Linked DNA regions of Homo sapiens: all the other regions are linked to region 1. A link is an interaction called in ENCODE POLR2A ChIA-PET data of the cell type or tissue named here. Cell type or tissue: HepG2. All regions are shown on one strand. Links, peaks and the distances in the headings refer to the core of each region. The heading gives the core; the rest is flanking DNA. Region 1 has its middle 11 kb from the start of LINC02775. Region 2 overlaps LINC02775 (long intergenic non-protein coding RNA 2775). Region 3 has its middle 57 kb from the start of PROX1.

Region 1 (10,572 bases), core at 2,208-7,207:
TAAGAGAGCATGGTAGACACGGATTTGGGGAGAAATCCCTGGTGCAAAATTTCCAGGAGGATATTGTGAGTTAATTCAAGTCAAAGGCTTAGAATAGTGCTTTGGCATATGGTAGGACTCAATAAACAAGCAGCTGCTATTTTCATTACCAACACTGCTAAATGACATCATCATCATCATCGTCATCACCATCATCATCGTCATCTCTATGAGGAACTTATGGAGGTGGTTTGATCATCTATATGAGGGAGGAAACTGAGGCCAGACAGGTGATGTTTTGGGTGTCACCACACAATTCCATGGTAGTTCTGTGTTTGAATTTGGGCTTCTGACTTCTATTAAGGAACTCTGAGGTGATGGTTTGAGGACTTTGTAAAGAATGGGCCGTATATTCTAAGACTTTAAATTGGCTTAGGTGACTCTGGATCTCAGTCACCGCTTTTGTTTGTCTCATGTTAATGACTTCAGAGATGATTTTGTTGGTGGATTTTCCTGATATCCTATTAAAAAACAAAAAACGAGGGAACAATTTTTAAACTAGTAACCCAAAACCTTCTCTAATAAGGTGTCCACGAATTCGGACAATTTAGATTTTTTAAAAAATCAGACCTTTCTTTTTTATTTGGAGACAGTATCTCTTAAGGCAATTATCAAAACAAGTTTGTAGGGGGTGATGTTTAACTATTAGAGGAACCAAACTTCATCTATGCAAAAACTATATATGCACAATGACATAATTGAAAGATTTTGTCTCTTGTTCATTAAATTCTGTCTCCAGAAACTCATTTGGCAGTACTTGCCTATCTAATGGTGTTTAGTATTTGAAAACTAAGCAATTTCTTTAAAGAACCCTTCTGTTAGTCCAACAAGCCTATTACACATTTATTTTTCCATTAAAATCTGAAACTTTAAGCTTTTGTCCGGCCTATGTGTATTATTTTGCTTCATTTTGGGTTGGTGCTTAGGAGCTGGTCGTCCTCTGAGGGAACATGAGGAGCACAACCAAACCAATCAATATCCACTGATTCTTGGCCAAGTTGGGCTAATGGCAGGGCCTGTGACAGATAAGAGCAAATCAGACATCAGTTTGTGCTTCTCTCCTGGTGAACCTCAGTGTTTGCTCTGGGGATCCAGGAGCAACTCAGGGTGTCAAGAATATAGGTCAGCATTACCTTATGTAACTGTCCCTCTTTGTGTTTTCAGGTAGGAGGCCAAGTCAAAGGTAACTGTACACAGAGGTCATTCATCCAGATCAAGCCTGGGGCCTTTCCAAGGAGGCAGAGTCCAGTTGATGTTGGATGTTCACTGACTGCTGTCAGCAGATGAGGGGGACACTGATGAAATCTTCCACTCGGGTTTTCTAGGCAAAAATGGCAGCTCAACTATTTAGATCAACAAACTGACCTTCCTTTCTGAGGAAATCTTCTGGAGCCAGACAGCTTGGGGTTGCCATTTACTATGTGATCGTGGGCAAGGAGGCCTCAGTTTCCTCATGTATAAAATGAGTATAAGAATAGTGCTTGCCACACAGGATTCTTAGGAGGTGAAATGAGTAAGACACGCAAAGAGCTGAGAACAGTGTCTTGCACAAAGCTGGCCCTCAGGAAATGCTGTTTAAAAGGAAATACCCAATACCAATAACAACCATTTTTTGAGAATTTGCTGGTTGTAAGCATCATGCTAAGCTTGTTATGGACGTACTTAATTTTTTTTTTTTTTTTAACAGGGTCTCACTTTGTTACCCAGGCTGGAGTGCAGTGGCATGATATTGGTTCACTGCAGCCTCAACCTCCCAGGTTCAAGCGATCCTCCTGCCTTAGCCTCCCAAGTAGCTGGGACGACAGGTGTGTGCCACCACTCCCAGCTAATTTTTGTAGAGATAGGCAGGGTCTCACCATGTTGCTCAGGCCATTCTCAAACTCCTGAGCTCAAGCTGTTTGCCTGCCTCTGCCTCCCAAAGTGCTAGGATTACAGGTGTGTACCACTGCACCTAGCCTGACATTACTTAATTTTATCCATACAACAAAAACTCTGTGGGATAGCTGTTTTTAATCCCCATTTCACAGATGAGACAATTGAGGCACAGAGAAATTTCAGAATGTGCTTAAGGTAACACATTAATAAGTAAAAGAACAGGAATTCTAACTCGGTTTTGTCTGGCACAAAATCTCCTCACCACCCCATGGCACTCTGATTAAAACACAATAAAACAAAGCAAAAAGTTATCTTGTCATTAGCATGCTTGATGTTCCCTGAGAAGGCTATTAGGTTATTCGTAGACTGTACACTCTAACATGGCGGAGTTGTAGCTGTGATTTTTTTCTAGAACAGTTTATTTAAAGCACTCTTTCTGTAATTCTAACCAATCTATTGCAAATTTATTTTTCCATGAAAATCTGAAACTTGGAGCTTTCGTCCAGCCTATATGTTTTGTTTTGTTTCATTTTGGGTTGGTTGTTTAAAGAGCCCGTCTTCCCTTGAGGGAACATGGGGCATGACCAAACCAATCGATACTCATTGATCTAGTTTGATGCTGTGTGCAGAAGACGCCGAAGACACCTAATAAAGGCTTTCTGTTCTGGCTGCAATGGTTGTTGCTGATGGCAGGCTAAGTCGGAACCTCAGACGTGTCCTGCAGAGTGGTGGGCAGGGACGCTGCACAAAAATGTCAGCCTGTATGTTCCAGGAAGCTCAAGCTATGGGTGGTGTCCTGGATGGTGGGGGAGATGATTTAGAGAGTTCCCCGCCATGAATCCTTGATGCCCCTACATTTCCATCCAATATTCAAGAAAAGACCAAGTTATTTCTTTTCAGGTCTGCTAAAATAAAGCTGAGTTACCTTTTTGATTACACGTCCCTCCTCGAATACTTCTCTCTTTCTCTCAAACCACAACAAGGGAAGATTGATAGCTGGAATGGAAAAACCCTGGTGTGGTCTCACAAATACTGGTTTAGGCTAGGGGTGAGGGGCAGATCCTCCTTCCTCATCTGTTTGTTTAAAGATAAAGAGGCCCTTTCAGTCCACATGGGGTCCAGTAATTTAACCGTGAACTATATTAATGGCTGCCAGAAAGAACCTGCTGTACTGGGCTGAGTCAGGAGAGACGTGAATCTCAGGTTCTCACCAATCCTGGCCAAGCTTCCCCAGACTTCTCAGTTTTAAAATGTTACCTTTGAAATATTTATTCTAGTGTCTCATACACCATGGATTTTATTTTTTATTTTTACTTTTTCGTTTTGAAAGCCCTTGTGTTTCTAATACACAGAGATCCTGGAATTTTAGATCTGCAAATAACACTCCCTGTTCCATAGAAAAAAGTCTTTTATTTTTCCTTACTGGAATTTTTTCATTCCTTCCCACCCACCCCACCCCCATTTCTCATTTCCTCAGGAAGCCATTTAGCTGGAGACAGAGGGAAAGTTTTCCAGCACACTTCCCCCGGCCCCCACAGACTCATGCACACCCAGATAGCAATCTAGCACCAAGATATGCTGTAATAGACTCAACGCTGCCCGTAAAGATTTCTGTCTCCAATGCCCTGAAGCATTTGGAAGGCCTTCTGGTGAAGGCAGCCTTCATCTGTGCTAACACCCGTCAACCTCCAGGAATCTTAGGAGGTCGCTAGGCTGGGCCCTGGATATTGGCTTTTTGCTCTCTGCTGTCGATGAATGGGAAAAAGAGTCATTAGAGAGCTTCCCTGGATGGGATGCTTTTGCGGGCTTTCTGGAGTGAGGGATGGTAAAGTAGGGACTCCCTGGAACTATGGGAGTGTATTGTCATTCTTTTGTAAAATAAGTATTTGAGAAGTTTAGCATGTCATGTATTTTAGGTACTGGGATATAACGGTGGACAAGACCACCAAGGTTTCTGTTCTCAAGTTTATTTTCTAGTTTTCAAGAGGAGAGGTGTGTTGAGTAAGGAAGGCAAAACCAGGAGGATACAGGTGAAAACCAAGAAAACAAACACATGAACAAAATACATTTTGTTTTTAGTGATACATGCTACGAAGAAATCAAATAGCATTTTAGAATAGTGACTGATTTTCTTTCTGCTTGCAACGTTTAGGACACCTCCTTCTCTGATACTCCCAGACACTAGTACTGGGAATCACCTAACATACCTTTAGGCCCTGCACGTCTCATTAGTGGATGCCTTTGTCCTATCCAGAGTGAAGGTTCTACATTTTTCTCTGAAGATGAAGTTTAAGAACTTTTGTGAGCAAGGATTTGAGGTTTCACGCAACATGCTGAGAGGTAGAAGAGTAGAACAATGCAGAATGCTTCAGAAACCACTGTCTACTCTGTGGCCCCCAAAAAATGGGGAGCTTTTTAAAATATTTGAATGGCCAAGAGAAAATGAGTACAGCAGAATTATTCCCAGCTGCAAGAAAAATGTTACCTTTAACCAAAAGAGACTTCCCTGTGTTATTTATTCTCATGACTCATCAAGTCTGTTGGGATCAAGTCTAATCTTTGTCTAAATCCAAGAAGTGTTGGTTGTCTCTAGAGAAGGCTGACTTTTCATTCTGGTGGCCAACACTCATCTTCTCAGAACCGTGGGAAATTGTTTCTGTTGTTTCTTAGTTTGCTCTTTTGCTTTCCCTTTGGATAAAACAATTTTGTAAGCTCAAGGGGAGGCCTCCAGGAATCAGAGGCTGGGGGAGTGTATTGGAATCAGAGACAAAAGTCCTTCCAAGACCGAGATTACACTCCGCTTAGTTACCACCAGATGTCAGCAACTCATCTGATTTCAGTTCTCTAGCAAAGGGAAAGAGCCAGGAGGGGAAAGGACCGCCCGGGCTGACATCAGCTTTTTGTTTGTTTGTTTCAGGTGTGAGTTAAGGAAGTTGTCTGCCTCAGGAAAAGTGCTAACAGCTCAAGCAGGATGGTAGCCTGAGGACAAGTAGGACACTCTAACGTGTTCACGGGATGGAATTCTTGAACTAACACTTTAATTTGATTTTTTTCCTTTGTCAGCATTATTTATAGATATCAAAGTTTGTCAGGCAACTATAGCTTTGTTGGGAAGATTTTTAAGGCCAAAGGCAACTAACAGATAGATTTGCTTTCAGCTTTTTTTTTTTTTTTTTTTAAGGAATCTTGCTAGGCTCTTGAGAAAAACCTTAAGAAGGAAAAGAGAAGACTGAAAAATACACACATTATTTCAAAGAGAAGGTCTACATAAGGCACACAAAGGGCAAGAGGTAATTAAGACCAGCTCCTGTGATGGTTATCTATTTTGCAAAACTGGGTTAAGTTCTCAATATAATAAAGTGTGAGACAAATGTCTTCAGTGAATTAAGTGTCAATATAGCTACAAATGCCTTCAGTTCTATGGAGGAAGCCTCCTCATTAGTTTATGGGTTTTATGTGCCACTATAATGGATTCTTCAGGAAGCCAAACTCAGGGTGCAAATACAATAACATCATATTTATTAATAGTTCTCAGATTCCTAAGGGCTCCTGTGGCAGGGATACCCCATGCATTCTTCTTCTTGACGGGGTCTCGCTCTGTTGCCCAGGCTGGAGTGCAGTGGCACGATCTTAGCTCACTGCAACTTCTGCCTCCTTGGTTCAAGTGATTCTCATGCCTCGGCCTCCTGAGTAGTCCATGCATTGTTTTCTAAGTCATCCTCCCATGTATCTTCTTCCAATTTCAACTTTTATTCTTCTAGTTCCTTTATTGATTCTGTACTTCAAGGTCAAACCTGCATCAGTCACTCCATTGTTGAGCAAGTCTGTGTGCAGCTAGAAGTATGGAGGAGGCGCCAAGTGTGCTCCGTGGCAAGTCTCTCAGGCTGGTTACGGACTCAACTCCACAGGCTGACATTTGAGGTCTGAACTGGCGCCTTCATGTAGGCTTGGGGTCTGGGCCTTGTAGGGACTTTGCCAACAACTCCCTCACCAAGGCCCAGTTTGGGGCTTGCAGGGTGGGTGCTGAAACTGTCCATTGACAAAATAGGACGTCACCTACCTCTCCAACCTACTTCCCATCTTTCTCATGAACACGTCTCTCACATCAGCCTCATTCATCCATTATGGTCCCCGAGACTGTGCCAAGGACATTCCTTCCTTCAAGTCTTTCCTTCAGCCAGCTTTCCCCACTATCTCCTGGAACTGACTTTGATCTCACTTAACTTCAGCTGATGGTTCAAACTCTACTTCTTCCCTAGAGTCTTCACATCTTACTCCAGCCTGATGTTATTTCACACCTCTTAATTCCTAAAGCACTTGCTGTATCATAATTTTGGTACATTGACACATTGCATTTTGGTGAAGTCAGGGCCTTCAGTGCATCCATCACTGGAGCAATGCACACTGTACCCACCAGGCAACCTCCCATCATTCACCCTCCCCTACCCCACTGAGTCTCCATTGTCCATCATTCCACACTCTGCTTCCCATATTTTTAATCCTTTTAGTTAACAATCTTATATCGCATCATATGAATATTATATAAATACAATTATATACCAATAATATAACATGTAATGTAAATTATGCTATATTGCCATCTATATTAAGTAAATGTATTTCTTCCACACTTTATTCCAAAATACATTGTAAATTTCTTGAAATCTTAAAATAATTTTTAGTCAAGTATTTTACTTATGGTAGGATGCGTAATAGGCACTCGTTAATTGAAAGCAGAAATGTTCTATTTGCTGATCTCAGTTTATATGGTAACTTCCAGAGTAGACATCCCTGGAAGTAAATTTCTAAGATAAACAAGAAATGGAGCCTGGAATTCTTTGCTCCTTCCTCATTTACCGCTCCATTTGAGATCCTTAAATGAAAAAAGACCGAGAGAAGTTCTTGTAGTTCAACCTCCACCCCTTTCTCCGAAGGCTGTGGTTCCTTTTGACAATGAGGAACGCCAAGCCTCAATTCCCTGAGGGTTATTTGACCTGCTAATTATATGCAAAGACTCAGGTCCCTAGTAAAAGACCCGACTTTCTCGTCACCTGGGAAATGTCAACAAATGACATTATCTCCCTTTGAGGGATCTCTGTGTCTTCTGGATGGACAAGGGGAGTCAAAAGGGAAGCCAGGTGAGTCAGGGGCCTTGGAGTACCAGAGACTGGGATGGGTGGGGCATTTAATGGTGCTCTTCTTGTAACTTTGCTCCTGTTGCTGAAACTTAAAAAATTGATCATCGTTCCTTTATCAAGAGAATCTTGAAAGGAAAATCACCTTTTTGTTTTCTAACTTGGAAATAAAGAGCTACGATAAAACTTTGACGAGCATGTGTAGCATCATAACATTGTTCTTGCTGGCTAGACTAAAGCCACATCTAAGGCCACCAGTGTGCAGTGGGAGGCCGTCCCTTCTCTGCCTCCTGCTAAATTAGGCTGAGGTTAGTGAAAGGCAGTGTGGTTAGTTGATTACGATAACTTACTATTCCATTTAGCCAGTGCTTGCTGTGAGCTATGTGATTTACATCATTACCTTATTTAATCCTTACTACAACTCTTGGGAACATATTAATTTCCCATTTATAAAAAAGGAAGTTGCAGTTCAGAGAAGTAAAGAAGTTTGTTCTGAGTCACACAGCTTATAAGGGGTGGGGTTGGGTTTCAAATCCAGGCAAGGTATCAAGTGCCTTAGATTCTGATCCTGACTTTGCCTCTATCTGGCTACGTGACTTAGGAAGGACAATTCATAAAACTTATTTGAGTCCCTGTACGTTTTTCTTAAAATGAGGGAACTGGGCCAGATGGTCTGGAACTGCTCTACTCGACATGATGGTTCCTTGCTGCATGTGGCTGTTCAGCACTTGCTGCAGCTGATCTGAATTGAGAAATGTTGTCAGTGTTCACTACACACTGGATTTCAAAGACTTAATATAGAAGAAAGAATTTGAGGTATCTTAACGGTATTTTTAAATAATGATTACTTTTTACAACGATAATGCCTTATGTAAAGAGCTAAATAAGCTATATTATTAAAATAAATGCTACCTGTTTCTTTTTACTTTAAAAAATGTGCTTCCTGGAAATTGCATGTGTGGCTCACACACTGTGTTTCTTTTCTTTTCTTTTCTTTTTTTGAGACAGAATTTTACTCTGTCACCCAGGCTGGAGTGAGGTGGCACAATTTCAGCTCACTGCAACCTCCGCCTCCTGGGTTCAAGTGATTCTCCTGCCTCAGCTACCCAAGTAGCTGGGATCACAGGCACCTGCCACCATGCCCAGCTAATTTTTGTATTTTTAGTAGAGACAAGATTTCACCATGTTGGCCAGGCTAGTCTCTAACTCCTGACCCCAAGTGATCTGCCCTCCTTGGCCTCCCAAAATGCTGGGATTACAGGCGTGAGCCACTGCGCCCGGCCCTCACACTCTGTTTTTATTGGACAGTGCTTTCTAGACTTTCCTGATGACTTGTCTCTGGAGGTCACATATCTCAAGAACTGGTGTTTCTTTAGGTGTTCTTGGATCTGGAGTTGGTGATGAGAGTAGGAGCAGAAGCTGAGGCAAGAGCACAGAGGCAGCCGGAGCTACCCAGGGAAATGGCACAAGTTCTGACTATGGGGACCCAAACTGGACACTCAGTTTTGCTACAGATTGCCTTGCATTTGGTAGCACATTGATTGAACAAGCAGGTAAGAATGTAGTTTTGCACTTTTCAGCAGGACAACCATCATCACATTCACAGGTGAAATTCTTCACCTGTACAATTTAATTTAATCCTCATAGCAACCCTATGGAAGTAAATTCTATTATGCAGATTTCACAGATAATAAAACTGAGACTCAAGAGAGATTAGGTTATTTGTCCAAAGTAAAAAAACTAGTTAGTGTCAGGGCTAGGCTCAAATATCAGTGTCAGACTCAAAAGCTTATGATTACATATGTTATACAATATTACCTAATCCAAATTCATTTTCTCCAGTTGTAACCAGGCAAATAATGGACAAAAGCATCTGCTTTGTGTGTAGGATATTGGTGCTGGGAGAATGTCCAGGAGGCCTCTGATTCTGCTCAGAGATTATTTATATATCTTTGAGGGCTTGTCTATCATTATCCACTCCTCAGGCAGAAGTGCTCCAGTGGGCTTCCAGCAGTTTAGAGAACACTGTGCTTTCTAGGCCCTTCAGTTGAAGAAAGGCAGCAATGATGCACGATGAAATTAATTGTTTACCATGTACAAAGCTCTACCAAACAATTGGCTGAAAGCTGAAGAGTTTGCCTGCAACTTGAAGGTTTGTTATCCAACCACTTTCAGGCTCTCAGATTTGGCAAGTAAAGGATTGGAGTGCTAAATTTCCTTCTGGAATGTGATGCTATGTGCATCAGTCATGGTCGAACCAAGAGACAGAAACCACACAGTAATTTGAATATTAAAAAGTTAATGTAAAGAAATATCAACTATAATAGGGGATTAGAGTAATGAGAGATTGGCCTGGAAAAAGTAAAGAGAACTCTAAGAATATAGGAATAACAGATACAAGCAACAGACGTTACACTTGAAATTGAAGTAGAGGCCTGAGGAATGTCCTCCCTTATCCTCCCTGACCTCCACTCCAAAGGCTGAAATCCAGACATTGTGGAGAGAGCACAGCCATGGCCCAATGGCTGAAAGAGGAATACCTGCACTTGTAGAATTTGCTCTCTGGAACTTGCTATAAATCAACTCTCTAGGGTGCCAGGGAAAGCTGTTCAGGAGGCAGTGTCTCTCTGGAGGCACTTACTGTGAAATTACCAGAGGTGATGGGGGAAGCTACTGGAAGTAGGATACTGCTGGCTGCCGCATTTTGTGGGAGTCTGATGTTAGAGAAGCTGCCTTATCTCCAGGAGCTGAGTGCTGGGGTAGCTGCATGCCCTGAAGGAGCAATGCTTGAGAAGTCACTTGTGCTTCATTAGCTGGCTGCTGGAAAAGCTGCCTAAACTGCAGAAGACTGGTTCTGAATAAGCTGCCTACTCTGCAGGAGATGGGTGCTGTGGAAGCCATGAGTGCTGTGGGAGCCTGGTGCTGGAGAACCCGCCTGTGCTGCAGGAGCCTGCTAAGCCAGAGCATCAGAACCAGAATGGAAACTTCCTTCCTACTGCAATGTCTCTCCAGTGCTGTCTACGGACAAGACTTAACATTGAACCAGCTGGCAAAGGAAAAATGTGTACAGGGCCCAGATCCATTTTTGCAAAGCAGGCAATGAGGGGTGAATTTGGAGGTGTGAGGCAATGAATTGATAGTTGGCACATCATAGAAGAATGGTCTTTAAACTCTAGTATACTTAAGCAATACCTGGGGGAGTATTTGTGAAAACTTCAGTCTTGGGTTTTCACATTCTGGTTCAATGGATCTAAAGTTAACTCCTGGCATTCACAGTTTTCAGGTATTTCAGGTAATTATGATGGCTGGTCTGCTACCACCAATTTTCACTTAGATTATTATAAAAGCCTCCTAGTTGGTGTCCTTGATTCCCTTCTCATTCCTCTATGATCTATTTTTTTCACACAGCAGCCAAGTGATTCTGTTAAAATATGAGTTAGAATCACCGGGCTGCTCAAAATCTTTGGTGATTCCCATCTCACTAGGAGAAAAAGCTCAAGTCTTTACAAGGGCCTTCATAATT
Region 2 (10,572 bases), core at 5,357-10,356, 73 kb after region 1:
TCCAAACACAGGGCCTTTGCACTTGCTGTCCCCTGGACCTAGTACCATTTTCCTTCCTCTTTGATCACATGACACCACTCAACCTTTAGAGTTCAGTGCCAAGTCAGTTTTTCAGGGGAGTCAGCTTACTCCTCCCTCAGCTCCAGGAACTTCTGCTTCACTCCCCAAGTTCCTTTTCTTCATACTACTCAGCTCCTTTGCCAATGAAACACCTTTTAGTCGATGCAGTTCCTTTGTGTTTGTGAACAACTATCTCCTCCACTAGAGTATTGCCTCCATGAGGGTAAGAACTATATTTATTGTATGTCACTGTTGCTGTGAAGGCTAGAACAAATGTTTTTTGAAGGAATGAATGAGAAGACTGTCTCGCAGCTTCGCTGTAACTGTGACTACAGAGGCCCTTTGCCCCCGGAGTGAAATGACTCTTCTCAGACAACTCTCAGCAGCTGTCTGAGAAGTGGTGTGGCTGATTCCCAGACAGCAATTTATCACAGGCCATGCTGGGGCCACTGCACACAGTTCAAGCAAAACTGTAACTTCAAGGTTCCTAAAACACACTGCTTCAAGTTCTGAGTTGGAGAAGCCACACCCGCTGCCAAGTCCCTCGGGGGCAACAACAAGTAGGGAGTGGCAAATTTACCTGGGAGGAAAAGGGGGCACATGCAACCAAGATGCTCCACTTCTGGAAGGTTTGCCACCTTGTAGACCATGAGCTCCTTGACTGCAGACTTCATCCTGTCCCTGGTATCCCCCTGGGCCCAGCTGAGTTCTGGGCACATAAGATGAGCTCATTAAATGTGTTAAACAAGCAAATACATTAAGATGGTGCTACTGATCTACTATCTATCTATCTGTCTATCATCTATATCTATCTATCTATCTATCTATCTATCTATCTATCATCTATCTCTATCTATCTATCTATATCTATCTATCTATCTATCTATCTATCTATCTATCTATCTATCTATCATCTATCTCTGGTACAAATTGGTCCAGAACCTCCAGAAGCAAACAAGAGGACATTTTCTTTTATAACATGCTGCAGCCCCCTATCAACCATTGCTGACTAGACATCTAGTCTCAGTTATTTAAGGGGACTCTCTTTCTCCCTTGAGGTTGATCTAGAACCCCAGGGTTTATGGGACCCAGGAAGATTGAGGATGGACCTTGGGTCTCTAGTTAATTGTGTTTCTTGTCCGCTTGCTTCCTGCCTATAACACTAAAGGCTAGTAATGGAAGGTGACTCTATTAGGACACCTCTGCTATCCTGATGATTTGATGGCAGACCTCTTTTCCTCTGCCTTCAATGAACATACTTATCAATCTGCTTCACAGTCACCCATGCAGCAGTTCTCCCACCCTCTTGCTTCAGGGAAGCAGTTTTCTTCCTACTCCTAACCCAAACCCTGAATTCCCATCTCCTCCTAGGCACAAGGACCTGGGGCTGGTCTACATCCCTCCCTTCCTCTTTAGACACAAAAGCCTCCATCCGTTCCTTCTCAGGGACAGTGCTATTAACCCACAGATCTGATGATTAAAGGTTTGTAAAGTCCCCTGGAATAAATGGGCCAAATTCAAGAATGCAAAGACCAGGCTGTCCTTAAAGGGAAAGGAAGAAAATTTTCCTCCTCCCCCTTCTTCATTTCTTCTTAAGACTAGTACACAAGAAAGGCATCAGGTAAATTCTCAATTACTCAGTCTGTTAGATATATAAATAAGTATATTTTATGGGATCATGTGATTTACTGTATTTCATGAAATCTAAGATGCAATTGTAAGACACATCATCATTTTATGTTCTTCTAAGAAGAAAAAGATGCTACTATGATAAGTATTAAACACTGTTGATTGCATGATGCATCACAATTTCAAAAGTGATGGTATTTTAAAAAATGATCTTTAGGGCTGGGCTCGGTGGCTCATGCCTGTAATCCCAGCACTTTGAGAGGCCGAGGTGGGAGGATCACGAGGTCAGGAGTTTGAGACCAGCCTGACCAACATGGTGAAACCCTGTCTCTACTAAAAATACAAAAATTAGCCGGGCATGGTGGTATGCACCTGTAATCCCAGCTACTCAGGAGGCTGAGGCAGGAGAATCGCTTGAACCTGGGGGTAGAGGCTGCAGTGAGCCGAGATTGTGCCACTGCACTCCAGCCTGGGCAACAGAGCGAGACTCTGTCACAAAAAAAAAAAAAAAAATTGGAATCAACAAAATGTAATACTGCATTATTCAGCTCCTAGCCTTTTTTAGTTAATAATTTGCCTTGGATGTCTTTTTGTGTTGATTTATAAGGATCTACTTATTGTATAAATCATTTTATGGTATTAATCATTTATCTACTGGTAGATCTTATTTTTGCATTTGAAAACAATGTTTTAATGAAGACATATATTTTTGTGCATTTTGTAAGCATTTGTCAAAATGTAATATGATCTCGTAATTCTACCAGAATTACAGTCAATTTGTCCCATTAAAAAAGCCTACCTACTTATAATCTTGTGATAGTGTGTGAGGCTGTTGTTTTCTTCATGCCCTTGTCAAAACTGGATAATATCAGTATCAATATTTTCTATTTTTCAAATCTAATTGGCAAAAAAGGTATTATGTTATATTTTGCACTTGTCTGATTGTCAATAAAGTTAAGCGTATTTTCTTTTCTTCTTTCTTCTTTTTTTTTTTTTTTTGAGATGGAGTCTCGCTCTGTTGCTCAGGCTGGAGTGCAGTGGTGCAATCTTGGCTCACTGCAACCTCTGCCTCCCGGGTCCCAGCAATTCTCCTGCCTCAGCCTTCTGAGTAGCTGGGACTACAGGCATGCACCACCACGCCTGGCTAATTTTTGTATTTTTGGTAGAGACGGTACTTCACTATGTTGGCCAGGCTGGTCTCGAACTCCTGACCTTAAGTGATCTGTCCACCTTGGCCTACCAGAGTGCTGGGATTACAGATGTGAGCCACTGTGCCTGGCCCATATTTTCAAATGTTCATTGGCCATTTTTATTTCTTCCCTATTGACTATTTATGCCCATTGCCCATTTTACCACTGAATGGTATTTTTTTTTTTTTTTAAACAGGAGTCTCGCTCTGTCACCCAGGCTGGAGTGTAGTGGCACGATCTGGGCTCACTGAAAGCTCCGCCTCCCAGGTTCACGCATTCTCCTGCCTCAGCCTCCCGAGTAGCTGGGACTACAGGCACCTGCCACCACGCCTGGATAATTTTTTTTTTTTTTTTTTTGTATTTTTAGTAGAGACGGAGTTTCACCATGTTAGCCAGGATGGTCTTGATCTCCTGACCTCGTGATCCACCTGCCTTGGCCTCCCAAAGTGCTGGGATTACAGGCGTGAGCCACCGCCCCCAGCTGGTATAGTTTTTAAATTGACATATAAGTACACTTATAATACATAATACTTATAATGTACAATACATTACTTATACACTTATAAGTAATGTATTAAGACTTGATAGTCTATATATACTTAATATATATTTTATCTCTGCTTATTTTCTCTAACTTTTCTCATGCTTTTTGTTGTTATTGTTGCTGAGATGTAACTTTTATGTAGCCATATCTTTTATTTTACTTCTTTATGGCCTCTGGGTTTTATTTTGCTTAAAATGTCTTCTAAACTGCAAGATAATAAAATTAGTTTTCCAGAAGGTTCATGTATGTGTTATATGTGTGTGTGCTTGTGTGTTTGAATATACGTTTTCAACCTTTTGTCTGTCAATAATTCATTTTTGCATGTCATGAGATGCGAATCTAACTTTATTTCTTTGATATCATTAGCAAATTATTCCTATGGTATTTGTTGAATGGTTTATTTTTCCCTCCTGAATGGAAAATAATCTTTATAATAGACTAAATTTCTATGTTTGCTTGTATTGTTTCTAGATTTTTTATCTTTTTAGAGATAATGCCTTTCTCTGTCACCCAGGCCAAAGTGCAGTGGCATGATCATGGCTCACTTCAATCTCAAACTCCTGGACTTAAGTGATCCTCCTGCTTTAGCCTCCCAGGTAGCTGGGACTACAGGCATGCATGTGCACCACCATACCTGGCTATTTATTTATTTATGGAGATGGAGCCTCCTTGCTATGTTTCCCAGGCTGGTCTTGAACTCCTGGCCATAAACAACCCTTCCACCTCGGCCTCCCAAAAGGCTGCGATTACAGGTGTGAGCCACTGTGCCCAACCTGTTTCTGTGCCCAACCTGTTTCTGGATTTTCTAATCTGCTTCCTTGAACTGTTTTTGTCAATTCTTGAATTAATAATACATATTTAATTACTGTGATTATACATTTTGTTTTTATATCTATTGGGGCAAATCATAGAAACAATAGATAAAAATATACATTAATTCTCCAAATATTTATTGAGTGTCTTCTATGTGTCAGGTTCTGTTGTAAGTAATTGAGCATCTCTGACAACTTTATTGAACTTTAATATAATTTTAATACTTTTTAAATTGATTTTCTTTTTTACCAGTGTTTTCTTGGGTTTTGTTTAAAGCATTTTCTCTTTTCTTGAACATTAGAATAGTTGTGCTAAGATCTGTGAACAGTCCTCTAAAATTTGACTGTGATTACTTTAATTTATAAATTCATTGCATTAATTTGCAGGGTAAAGTTATTGAGTAAATTAGGAAAAATAAGCATATTTATCATTTTGCATGTTTCCATTAAAAAAGTTACCTTATCTCGATATATCCTAGTTTCCTTGTTTTGAAAAATGGACGATAGCCCAGGTGCAGTGGCTCACACCTGTAATCTCAGCACTTTGGAAGACTGAGGAGGGCGGATGACCTGAGGTTGGGAATTCGAGACCAGCCTGACCAACATGGAGAAACCTTGTCTCTACTAAAGATACAAAATTGGTTGGCATGGTGGCGCATGCCTGTAATCCCAGCTACTTGGGAGGCTGAGGCAGAAGAATCGCTTGAACCCAGGAGGTAGAGGTTGTGGTGAGCCAAGATGGTGCCATAGCACTCCAGCCTGGGCAACAAGAGCAAAACTCCGTCTCAAAAAAAAAAAAAAAAAAAAAAAAAAGGAAGAAAGGAAGGAAGGAAGGAAGGAAAAAAAGATGATGATAGTAGTGTTAACTGCCTCATGAAATTTCCGAGAAAATTAAAGAAATCACCTATGTAAAAATCTGAGAGAATTCTTGGCACATTAAAAGAACATAATAAATGTTAGTTACTATTATTATTAAAATTATTGTCTGTCTCTATTTTTTAGGTCTTCTTTATGGCTTTACAGTTTTATAGCTTTATTCCTAATGTTTTTTAGGGTTGGTTACTATATTATTTCCATTATATGTTCTAGTTGTTTATTTATAGCTTTGTTCCTAATATTTTATAGGTTTAGTTACTATTTTATTTCCATTGGATATTCTAGTTCTTTATTGCTAACACATAGAAAAAGTAGATTGAAATACACATTAATTCTCCAAATATTTATTAAGTATCCTCCAGGGCCTGGCGCGGTGGCTCACACCTGTAATCCCAGCACTTTGGGAGGCCAAGGCAGGCAGATCACGAGCTCAGGAGTTCGAGACCAGCCTGGCCAACATGGTGAAACCCTGTCTCTACTAAAAATACAAAAAGTTAGCCAGGCATGGTGGCGTGTGCCACCATGTAATCCCAGCTACTGGTGAGGCTGAGGCAAGAGAATCACTGGAACCTGGGAGGCGGAGGTTGCAGTGAGTCGAGATCATGCCATTGCACTCCAGCCTGGGCGACAGAGCAAGACTCCGTCTCGAGAAAACAAAACAAAACAAATAATATCCTTCAGGGTTTTTTTTCCCATTTCTTCCTCCAGTCTAGCTCTGGTGATATTGGGAAGTACCAAGGTGAAGAAACAAAGGCTAGAATCAGAAATATGTTATTTCCTCTCAAGGTTGATATGTTTGATCGCCAAAGTCAAATATAAATACAGTACATTTTCAGTGCTGTATTGTTCATACTAAACTTCTGTATGGCCAGTTTGGATACACTGAAGAATTGACTGCATTGAATATGGAAATAATTATTGCTATTAGAATCTTTGAATACTGGCTTATACTAAATGTGTATATTACTGCGTTTGACCATCTACTTTGTAAATAGCCATATTATCTAAATGTTAAAAAGGAAGTTTGTTTTGAGACAATTTGGAGAGTTCAGGATACCCAAAAGGAGGATATAGCGTGGTGGATTCCAACCATTGCTAAGAGAGGAAATCGCTAAATGTTGCATAAACTACTAGAAATTTTAGATGTGATACCTTGAACAAGAGATATTAATGGGTAGAACTCTAGGTGGGAGATAGCAGCTGAAGCTGCTATGAGGCTAAAAGAATATCACCTCTCCTTTGAACAAATTATCCGGGGACTCATCAGTTCATTGGGTAACTAAGTCCTTTTATTAATACTCAAAAGAATATTGTGATAATCTCTAGGATTTTTAGATTAAAATTCTCCCCAAAGGTCTCCACATGGAGATTTTCTTTTAGGGGTGAAGCTGTGTCCAGGTCTAGGAAGCAGTCACACAACTATACATTTATTTATATATTTCCATTCTTTCAAATGTCAGCAGAGCGCCTATAATTTATGCTTAGACAAGTTTAAAGTGAATATTGGTGTTCTGAACATTGTTGAACCTTTCCTTTTCTCTATTCATTGTAACTAGGATGGTATCCCCTCAAGCATTACTGGCCTTGTTCCACTATGTCAAATGTATGCAGCAGAGAAAGGGGATACACCAGCAGCTGGAGTGGCTGAGCGGAAGGAAGGACACTAGAACATATTAATCCCATTTTAAGCAACAGGCACTGTGTTAAGTGATTTCAGATACAATACCACATTTAATCCTCATAACAAGCTTGCAAGGAGAACATTGTCACGACTGTATTCATACATGAAGAAACTGAGGCTCGGAGACATTAAGATTTGAGCCAGGATCTGTGTTCTTCCAAAGCCCATGGGTCAGAAATGCCAGCTGATTCTGGTTCCAGCTAGAACTACCAGACATCTTAGGCCAGGTCTCAGGAATCCTTGAGGCAAAAATCTGCATAACATTGAGGCCAAAGATGAGCCTAATGGAGTTGGACCTACCCATTTAGTGGTAGACTTCTTTATTGGCAAAATATTCTGTCAAGATCTCCCCTGATGGACAAGTCAAAATTCTTTCCAACATAACAAAGACCTATTGTCATCATGGGAATGCTGCGATCTTGCTCTTTCAGCTCAAAAATCTACTTTCTGGAACCAGGTCATGGACTTGCAGGACTTTCCATCTACAATTTTGTTTAGGGAATTGAGATCAGATGAACAGGGCCGAGGAAGCTGTAGGCAGACAGAATTAGTGATAATTCTTTCCCACAATACTGCACTCCATTCTTCTAACATACCTCAAGTGCATGCCCTCGGCCAAAACAGATCTGGCAAGAGGAAGATTAACAATGATGACAAAAATAGTTCCTGACTTGATAAAACAAATATCAACTGGGACAAGAACAAGAACTGCCCATAAACCAACCTTGGGATCTAACATGTTCTTCATTAGGACAGGATTGCACCATCTTAAGTATGTCACCTCATGCTAACTCTGAAGTTAGACCTTAAACCACTGCCCTTGAACTTAGTCAATATTTGCAAACTGTGAAAAAAAGAGGATACAGATCAGCATGAGGGGTAAATGTAAGATATTCTGAAATAACTTTTTTTTTTTTCGTTTTTCTCTAAGCTCCTAAGTCTCTATTTGTTGATCTTTCAGAACCAACCTTTGGAGACTAGGTTACTTAGGCAGATGTTTCATGTAATATTGTGTGCATTGGGAGGGTGGGGTGGTGGTAAATTTTCATTGAATAAAACATGGCTTTGTCTGGGTCTGGGCTGCCTAATTTCCTCTCAAGATAAAGATGAGCTCATTTGAGCCTATCCGTCTCCAGATCAGTAAACACTCCGCATGGGTCAAATTCCAGTCCCAAACCCAGGGCTCCTGCACTTCGGGAGCACATCGATTTTCCCTTTCCTGAGGCTTCAGGGTGAGAGGTCAGGGCAGGTGTGGGCGTGGGTGGCCCAGATTTCCTCTGCCTTCCAGCTTTGCTTCTGTGCATGCTCTGCCCAAGGCTCAATTCCCAGAAGTGGGAGTGTTCATTCTCACTAAGCCCAAAGCACGTTTCAGCAGCAGCGTGCCTTCTTCACCATCTCCTTCCATTCTCCCATTTTGCCCTCTACTCAAACTCAGAGCGGGATTTTTGTGCCATCTGTTTTGCAAGTTAATTTCTTTTCTGATTACTTACCATGAACCCCCATCTTCCTAAATAAAGTTCTGCCTCTTTCCCCACTCTACTCCACTTTTCCCTTAACCATGGTAAGAACTGCAAACCCACGACCACACTGAGAACAGCACAATGCAGCATTACGACTTGTGTGTATTTGATGCCCTCCCTCCCATCTGTAACACACATACTTGTACACCCATTGGGAGCTTCCACCTTTTGAGAACAGGGCACATAGCTCACTCCTGTTCGTGTGTTCTGCTTGCCTCCTTTACCAGGTGCACAGTGTGGGTTGATTTGGGCTACTAAATTGAAGAAAAACAAGAAAAAAGGAATAAGGCACCAATGGTGGCATTTAAAATGCCAGTGACCACCCCGTAGGTGCACTCCTCAAGGTTAACAGTAATTTGTCCTATCCGACTTCTTCTTCCTCTACCCTCTACTAAGCACATGCTATTATACCAGGTACCTCCCACAGCACATCTCATTTATTACTCAGTTTGAGGGGTAGGTGTTATTTCATAAAAGAACAAACTATGACTCAAGAAGACTGACAAGTGAGCAAGTCATGGACTAGGCTTCAGACGCAGGTCTGTCTGACTCCATAGCCCAAGCCAGTAACTGTGCCACTGCTCCCTCCTGCCTTCTTCAGGTGGAGTCTCCAACAGCCGAGGCAAGCTGGTCAGTGCAGAGTGCCCATGGGCTAGCACAAACCAGACAAGGGGATGCATGCATCCAGGCCAGAATCTTGTTTCCTCTCTGACAGTGAAGGGTACATTCAGCCCCAAACCCTGCCCCACTGCTTCTCTGCTCTTGTCTCTTAATATGCTTCCTGCAAACAAAAGTTGTGCTTGCTTGCTAAAAAATTTCAAACACTTTGGAAATGCATAAAGTAAACATAAAAATTAACCCCTTACCTAAATGCTTCCTTGCCTATCTCCACTACTCAGAAATGACATTTATTTATTTATTTCTAAATTATTTTCTTTCATTTTAAGTTCTGAGATACTTGTGCAGTTACATAGGTAAACGTGTGCCATGGTGGTTTGCTGGACCTACCAACCCATCACCTAGGTATAAAGTCCAGCATGCATTAGCTATTTATCCTGATACTCTTCCTTCCCCAACACATCTCTGACAGGCCCCAGTGTGTGTGTTTCCCTCTCTGTGCCCATGTGTTCTCATTGTTGAACTCTCATAAGTGAGAACTTATAAGTGAGAACATGCAGTGTTTGGTTTTCTGTTCCCACATTAGTTTGCTGAGGATAATGGCTTCCAGCTCCATCCATGTCCATACAAAGGGCATGTTCTCAGTCCTTTTTATGGCCGCATAGTATTCCATGGTGTATATGTACCACATTGTCTTTATCCAGTCTGTCATTGATGGGCATTTGGGTTGATTCCACGTCTTTGCTATTGTGAATAGTGCTGCAATGAACATACATGTGCAAGTATCTTCATAATAGAATGATTTACATTCCTTTGGGACTATACCTAGTAATGGGATTGCTGGGTCAAATGGTATTTCTGGGTCCTTGAGGGATTGCCACACTGTCTTCCACAATGGTTGAACTAATTTACGTTCCCATCAACAGTGTAAAAGTGTTCTTATTTCTCCACAGCCTCATCAGCATCTGTTGTTTCTTGAAATTTAAAAATCTCCATTCTGACTGGCATGAGATGGTATCTCATTGTGGTTTTGATTTGCATATCCCTAATGATTGGTGATGTGGAGCATTTTTTTATATGTTTGTTGGCCGCATAAATGTCCTCTTTTGAGAAGTGCCTGTTCATGTCGTTTGCCCACTTTATAATGGGGTTGATTGTTTTTTTCTTGTAAATTTGTTTAAGTTCTTTGTAGATTCTGGATATTAGACCTTTTTCAGATGGATAGATTGCAAAAATTTTCTCCCATTCTATAGGTCATTTGTTTACTGTGATGACAGTTTCTTTTGCTGTACAGAAGCTCTTTAAATTAGATCCTATTTGTCAATTTTTGCTTTTGTTGCAATTACTTTCAATGTTTTTGTCATGAAATCTTTTCCCATGCCTATGTCCTGAATGGTATTGCCTAGATTTTCTTCTAGGGTGTTTATAGTCTTAGGTTTTACATTTAAGTCTTTAATCCATCTTGAGTTAATTTTTGTATAAGGTGTAAGGAAGGGGTCCAGTTTCAATCTTCTGCATATGGCTAGCCAGTTCTCCCAGCACCATTTATTAAACAGGAAATCCTTTCCCCCTTGCTTGTTTTTGTCAGATTTGTCAAAGATCAGATGATTGTAGATGTACAGTCTTATTTCTAAATTCTCTA
Region 3 (5,502 bases), core at 503-5,502, 79 kb after region 1:
CTCCCAGGTTCAAGTGATTGTTGTTCCTCAGCCTCCTGAGTAGCTGGGATTACAGGCGTGCACCACCACACCTGGCTAATTGTTGTATTTTTAGCAGAGATGGGGTTTCACAATGTTGGCCAGGCTGGCCTTGAACTCCTGAACTCTGGTCATCCACCTGCCTTGGCCTCCCCAAAGTGCTGGGATTACAGGCATGAGCCACCATGCCCAGCTGATATATCAACTTAAAAAGCACAAACGTGGAGTTATGTTATCTAAAAATATTTCTGTATTTACTTTTCAAACTCCATAATATATTATGAATAACTTTTCACTTCACTGCATAGCTACAGCTCAATCTCAAACTTTTAGTAGATGTATAATATTCCACAAACCATGGAATCAAAATACAAATTTACACCTGAAAGCACAAATAAAGCTTTTTTTTATTTAAAGCAGGTATAATTTTTGTGTGGTTGTGGTGACATAACAGGGAAACAATTATTCTTAGGGTTAGTTCTACCCAATTTGAGTTCACCTTAAAGAGGCATAAAGTCACACAATTTATTTCAACAATTCACCTGCTGATGACATTTGGTTTGTCTACAATTTTCCATTACTACATATAATCCTGCAATGACTATTGCTGAACATGCAACATAAAATTTAGATGTATTAATGGAGGCCCACCCGCTTCAAATTCCAGTTACCTGTGACTCTTCCCCATTCAGTCATGGGCAAGCCCTGCTTCTAGAAGGGATGCATAAAGGAAATGCAGGGAACAAAGAATCAAGGTTTTGACCACTTAAATGTCTAAATAAGGTCTTAAAACTCAGTGTTGAGAAAATAGTCTTGAAAATCAAGGCTTTTAATTTGCTAGAGCATGGCTTTTTTGTGTGCATAATAAAAAGAGTGTTTTTAGTTTCAAAAGTTTTAGCACCAAAGAATCAAGGCATAAAGCTTAAGCCAGGGGTGTCCAATATTTTGGCTTCCCTGGGCCACATTGGAAGAAAAAAAATTGTCCTGGGACACACATAAAACACACTAATACTTATGATAGCTAATGAGCTGAAAAAAATTAAAATATTAAAAATAAAGAGACACATTTCATATATTATTTCTGTCAAAGAGTCCTCCTGTTGCATATAATGGCAACTCTTACAAGCTTTATCAAATTGATTGGGGTCAGCACTGCCCAACTCAAAACTTACCCTACTTATCCTTTCCTTTTAGAATGTAAACAAATAGGTTTTAATTTTAATTCAATATTTCACAAAGTAAAAATATCATGATTCCCTTTATGTAGAATGAATGGCCTATCTTTATTGGCATTACTTTGCTGGATTTGTTTTTTTTATTCTTCTTTATTTAAGTTAACTGAGGGAAGTCCTTAAAATTGCACAAGATGAATCTGGCTTTTTCCAAAAACTCAGAGTTCCAAAAAAGATTTGTTCAAGTAAGTCAGGGCCTCTGAGTCAGGCAACCTTGCACACGAAAATGGCTGAAAGAGCAAAGGCTATTTTGCCCTAGTAAAATAAAAAATTAGAAGACAGTAGCCCATAGTGATTGCCCAGTAGCAGATAGCTGACAGCCCAGAAAAGAAATATTTGCTTTCACCATTATTAGAAGTTAGAAAAAGCAAATCAATCTATCAAGAAACTTTCTCCTGCATTTCACTTAGAAGCAAGTCCAGATTCTTCTTCAAATCAGCTTGGTACAAGTAATGAGCCCTATTTGTAGTATAATATTATTTTTACTATATGTACTGCTGGACTGGATTTGATTATGTTTTGTACTTACATTAATACATATGGACTTTATAAAGAAATTGAGTTATATATAAACACTGTACATATGTGTATAAATACTGTATATATGTGTAATATGTATACTATTTATACAATATAACTTATTTTTGAATAGTTGATAGAATTCACCCATAAAACTCTGAAGGCCAGGTGCCTTTGGGGAGAGGAGAGGAGTTTTGATCTGATGTTTGTTCTGTTTTTAGAACAACTTTAAAATTTTCTTCTGTGGCCTTGATTGTCTTGAAGGTTTTTGCTTCTGGAGTAAATGTTGATACCTGTATTTTGCTTAGAAATGTATCCACTTTACTGAGATTTTTCACATACGTAACCACACTGTTGATTCTACAAATTCCTAGATGTTAAGTGAAGAAAAGACATCAATAATGCTCCATTGGTAACCTATGTGTTGTTCATGAATTTTTCTAGTTGTTCATGAATTTTTCTAGTTGTTCATGAATTTTTCTAGCAGGAGATACCTACACTCAGATGCCCAGGCTCATATTATGCTTGGACACCTGCACATCTACCTTCCTTTGTGCCAGACTTCAAGACTTGCTCAGTCTTACCGTCAGTTGCTGAGCCGTGAAGGGGAATTCAGGGAACACTTTTTTTTGTTTTCTGGTTACTAAAGATTTTTCAGTTGTGAATAATCGGAAGTATGACCATTGATTTGGGGAATTATTTCCCAACAGGTCAAGGGTAACAACAATGACAAGAAATCCATAACTTCAATTTTCATGGTCTAGAGCTACTTATACCAAGGAATTTCCAATACCAGCAAAGCACAGAGTACTATTTGCACAAGCACTGGGGAAAACCCAGTGCTTTCTACACTGGCAGATTTATTTGCAGAGACACAGGCATTTTTTCCAGGGTGGCTGCCAAACTATCTCCTGAGCCTGTCTAGCTAGCACCTGGGAGACTCAGCAGGGGGCTTTGCAAATAATACCCTCCCCTTTGCCAGGATTGAGGCAGCCTAAGTGATTCTGTTTCAGTGTGTTATGGCACCTTAATCTTTCTGAGCTGTCCCACTCTTATTCTGGAGCCTAGGCAAGCATGGCTGGCGGAAGGTGTGGCCACAGCAGCTATAGGCCTGAGGCTGAACACAGGGGCCTGGGGAAATGGCAAGAGTGGGGCAGAAGTTTTTAGTTCCTGCTGCACTTCTGTGTTCTTCAAAATTTGAATGTCCTGGGAAGTTGGAATGGGTGTGGGTGTTTAAGCCCTTAGATCACAACTTAAAACAACATGGCAAAGTAACTAAAACCACTGACTGGAAGAGAAGAAAGAGAACAGAGATTCAGTACAAACCAGGTGCCAGGCTCTGTGCTGTTTCCATGGTGCAAAAATAGTCTCTTTTTTAAAGGTTTATTATCATTTTATGTGTTATTATCTATTTTAATTTTCCTGTTCATCCTTAAAAATCTCTTACCCTACCCAATGAGAGTATTGAGTTGTGTTGTTGAGCAGAGAACTCCTTTCTTTAAATGAAGGTTTGGTAGAATTACTTGTTAATTAATACTCCCATTCATACATAGAAATCTGTTTTATCTTACTCAAAAAGATCACTGTTTTAAGCAGAGAACTCTTTATATTAAATGAATATTTTATTATACCTCAATATAAAGATGAAGCTCCTTTTGTTGAGGTCCTAATCTGGTGGCCCCTGAGATAATAACCACATTTCTCTAGCGATCTGGGGAATAAAAGCCACTGAGTTAGGTTATCTCTGAAATATCTTCAGTGATAATAATTTTTCTTTGGAACCAGAAAAACAAACCAGGCTTTAGTGGAGAAGTGTGCCTCCTCCTGTGAGTTCTTATGAATGATTTTTGGGGAGATGTAGAAGGACTCTATGATCATGGGCAGGAAGCCAGTCCTGGGGACGGAGGGGAAGGAGGCCTGGGAGACAGAAATGGCTTGACAGACCATACAGCCTTTTTGCAAGATGCAGCCAGGAGTGATACCATTCAAAAAGCCTAGCCTGATGTTTGGTGGGGAAGGCCTCCAGTCCATAATTACTTGCATTCAGGTGACATCAGACCTAATACAGAAGCAGTAAAAATGTATTCTTGTACACTGCATATCTTTTTATGAATGTACCATTGGTAAGAGAAACATATCAAGTCAGTGATATCTTAATGTTAACTTTCGTAGACGGCTTGTTGCTGTGAACAGAGGGAGGGCTGGGGCAACCCAGGAGCACCAGATGCTTGACAAGAAGCAGAGACACTTACCCAAGAGAGAACCAGTCATAAACAGAGAGAGAAGGATCTAGAGTCACACTTGGCTATCTTCAGAATTTTGCCCTTGTCACTTAAATTGCCTTCTCACGAGAAGCAAAAACATCCTAACACACCATTTTCTTGGCAGGTAGGAATCCTTGGCAGGTGAAAGTCAACATGGTGACCACACTGAATCTAGCAATCCTTTAGCTCTCATAATTATTTCAATTCTCCTGGGACACTGAAGCATTAAGTGACTTGCTTAGTTTTCTCCGGGTAGGCTGTGTAAAAAGTTTTAGAATTGAATGGATTGGAGACAGGTCTCCTAATACCCAAAGCAATACTCTCTTGATGACTTCTTTAGTTTCAAAAGCTACTATTTAGCTTTTTATCCCAATGTAAAGCCTCCCTCTACTACATGGTTATATCTTTGGTAAGGGAGTACAGCACAATTTATTTCTTCAGTAATCTTTAATAAATTTACTTAGTTATTATATCTGTTATTTTCTAAAATTGTATCTGCCATTTTCCTTTGTACACCCTTTTCTTATATTTTATGCCTTTTAAAATTCAGGAATGTCCATAGACCCCAGCATTTGGCAGTACATGACAAACATTTGATGTATTTCTATGACTTTTATTCAGGGGCATCTGTGTCTCACCTCTGCATGTATTAAATTAATTGTAAATATGTACTGATTTTTAGCCTTGCTTTTGAAGAAAAACGTTAATTTTTAAAAATTAATGGAGATAAAAATGAATAAAACCAATCTTTTCTTTATTATGAGGTTGAGAAGCTTATACATTCAACTCTAAAGTGGGCACTGGTCACACTGAGATGCATGTGGAACAGGGTTTATGATGACGGCTCAGATCAGTGTTGAAGGTGGTGCATTTTATTCTAGACTAATGACGCCAGATGATTTAGAGTCACAAAAGTAGGGCTTGAAGGTATGTTTTTAATAAACCTCCTACCTGCTGTAACCTGTTAGTGATTTGGTGGCTATGGAAATTATCCAATCTGGCATAAAGCAGATAACTGTTAAGTACAAGAAGATGGAGGAGTCACTACATTCCTGCAAATGTCTTTTCTCTTCCAAGAAGAGACAGTGGAAGGAGGGAATTTTTTTTTTTCCGATCAGGGAATAACTATTTTGGCATAGAGGGATTTAAGTATGCACTTTTGCACAATTTAGTTAGGAAGACTAGAATTTAAATATGTGGCATTGATAGAAAAAAGAGCTGAAAGTGGAAAAATGCTATCATCCTTTAACAAAGTTTTAATATTGCATTGACTCCAGGCACCCTTGTGTCAACAGGGTCAAAATATAAAGTTTTCATCATTAAGGGGAAAGCAAAAGAAGAAATCAGAGATGATGAAGACTCAGTCTGCAACAGCATGTACAGACACAAGTGAGGTACAGCTGCAGTGAATGGTGGATAATAGAGTCAATCTCAAATAGCAGGTGATTTCTGCTAGTTTCTCTTGTTCT

The links. Peaks named below come from ENCODE experiments on the same cell type or tissue, not always from the same donor. Only the 100,000 strongest peaks of a DNase experiment are listed, where the experiment ranks them.
Region 2: POLR2A ChIA-PET joins it to region 1 with 38 read pairs; 3 of 35 experiments call an interaction of 5 or more read pairs at or near these places.
Region 3: POLR2A ChIA-PET joins it to region 1 with 10 read pairs; 2 of 35 experiments call an interaction of 5 or more read pairs at or near these places.

What each region holds. Positions count from the first base shown.
Region 1 is chr1:214,117,515-214,128,086 of GRCh38, reverse strand. No RefSeq gene overlaps it. Among named protein-coding and RNA genes, the nearest start is that of LINC02775, 11 kb to the right of the region's middle. RefSeq lists a silencer at 4,663-4,752. In HepG2, for the core only: a CTCF peak has its summit at 4,748 (motif pointing right); DNase peaks (open chromatin) are centred at 2,976 and 4,756.
Region 2 is chr1:214,048,147-214,058,718 of GRCh38, reverse strand. It overlaps LINC02775 (long intergenic non-protein coding RNA 2775), which reads left to right. Exons shown (of 4, transcript XR_922584.2): 4 at 4,715-4,806. Among named protein-coding and RNA genes, the nearest start is that of LINC02775, 59 kb to the left of the region's middle. In HepG2, for the core only: no CTCF peak of the experiment used is centred there; DNase peaks (open chromatin) are centred at 7,878 and 9,068; H3K4me3 peaks cover 407 bases.
Region 3 is chr1:214,041,847-214,047,348 of GRCh38, reverse strand. No RefSeq gene overlaps it. Among named protein-coding and RNA genes, the nearest start is that of PROX1, 57 kb to the right of the region's middle. In HepG2, for the core only: no CTCF peak of the experiment used is centred there; a DNase peak (open chromatin) is centred at 2,618.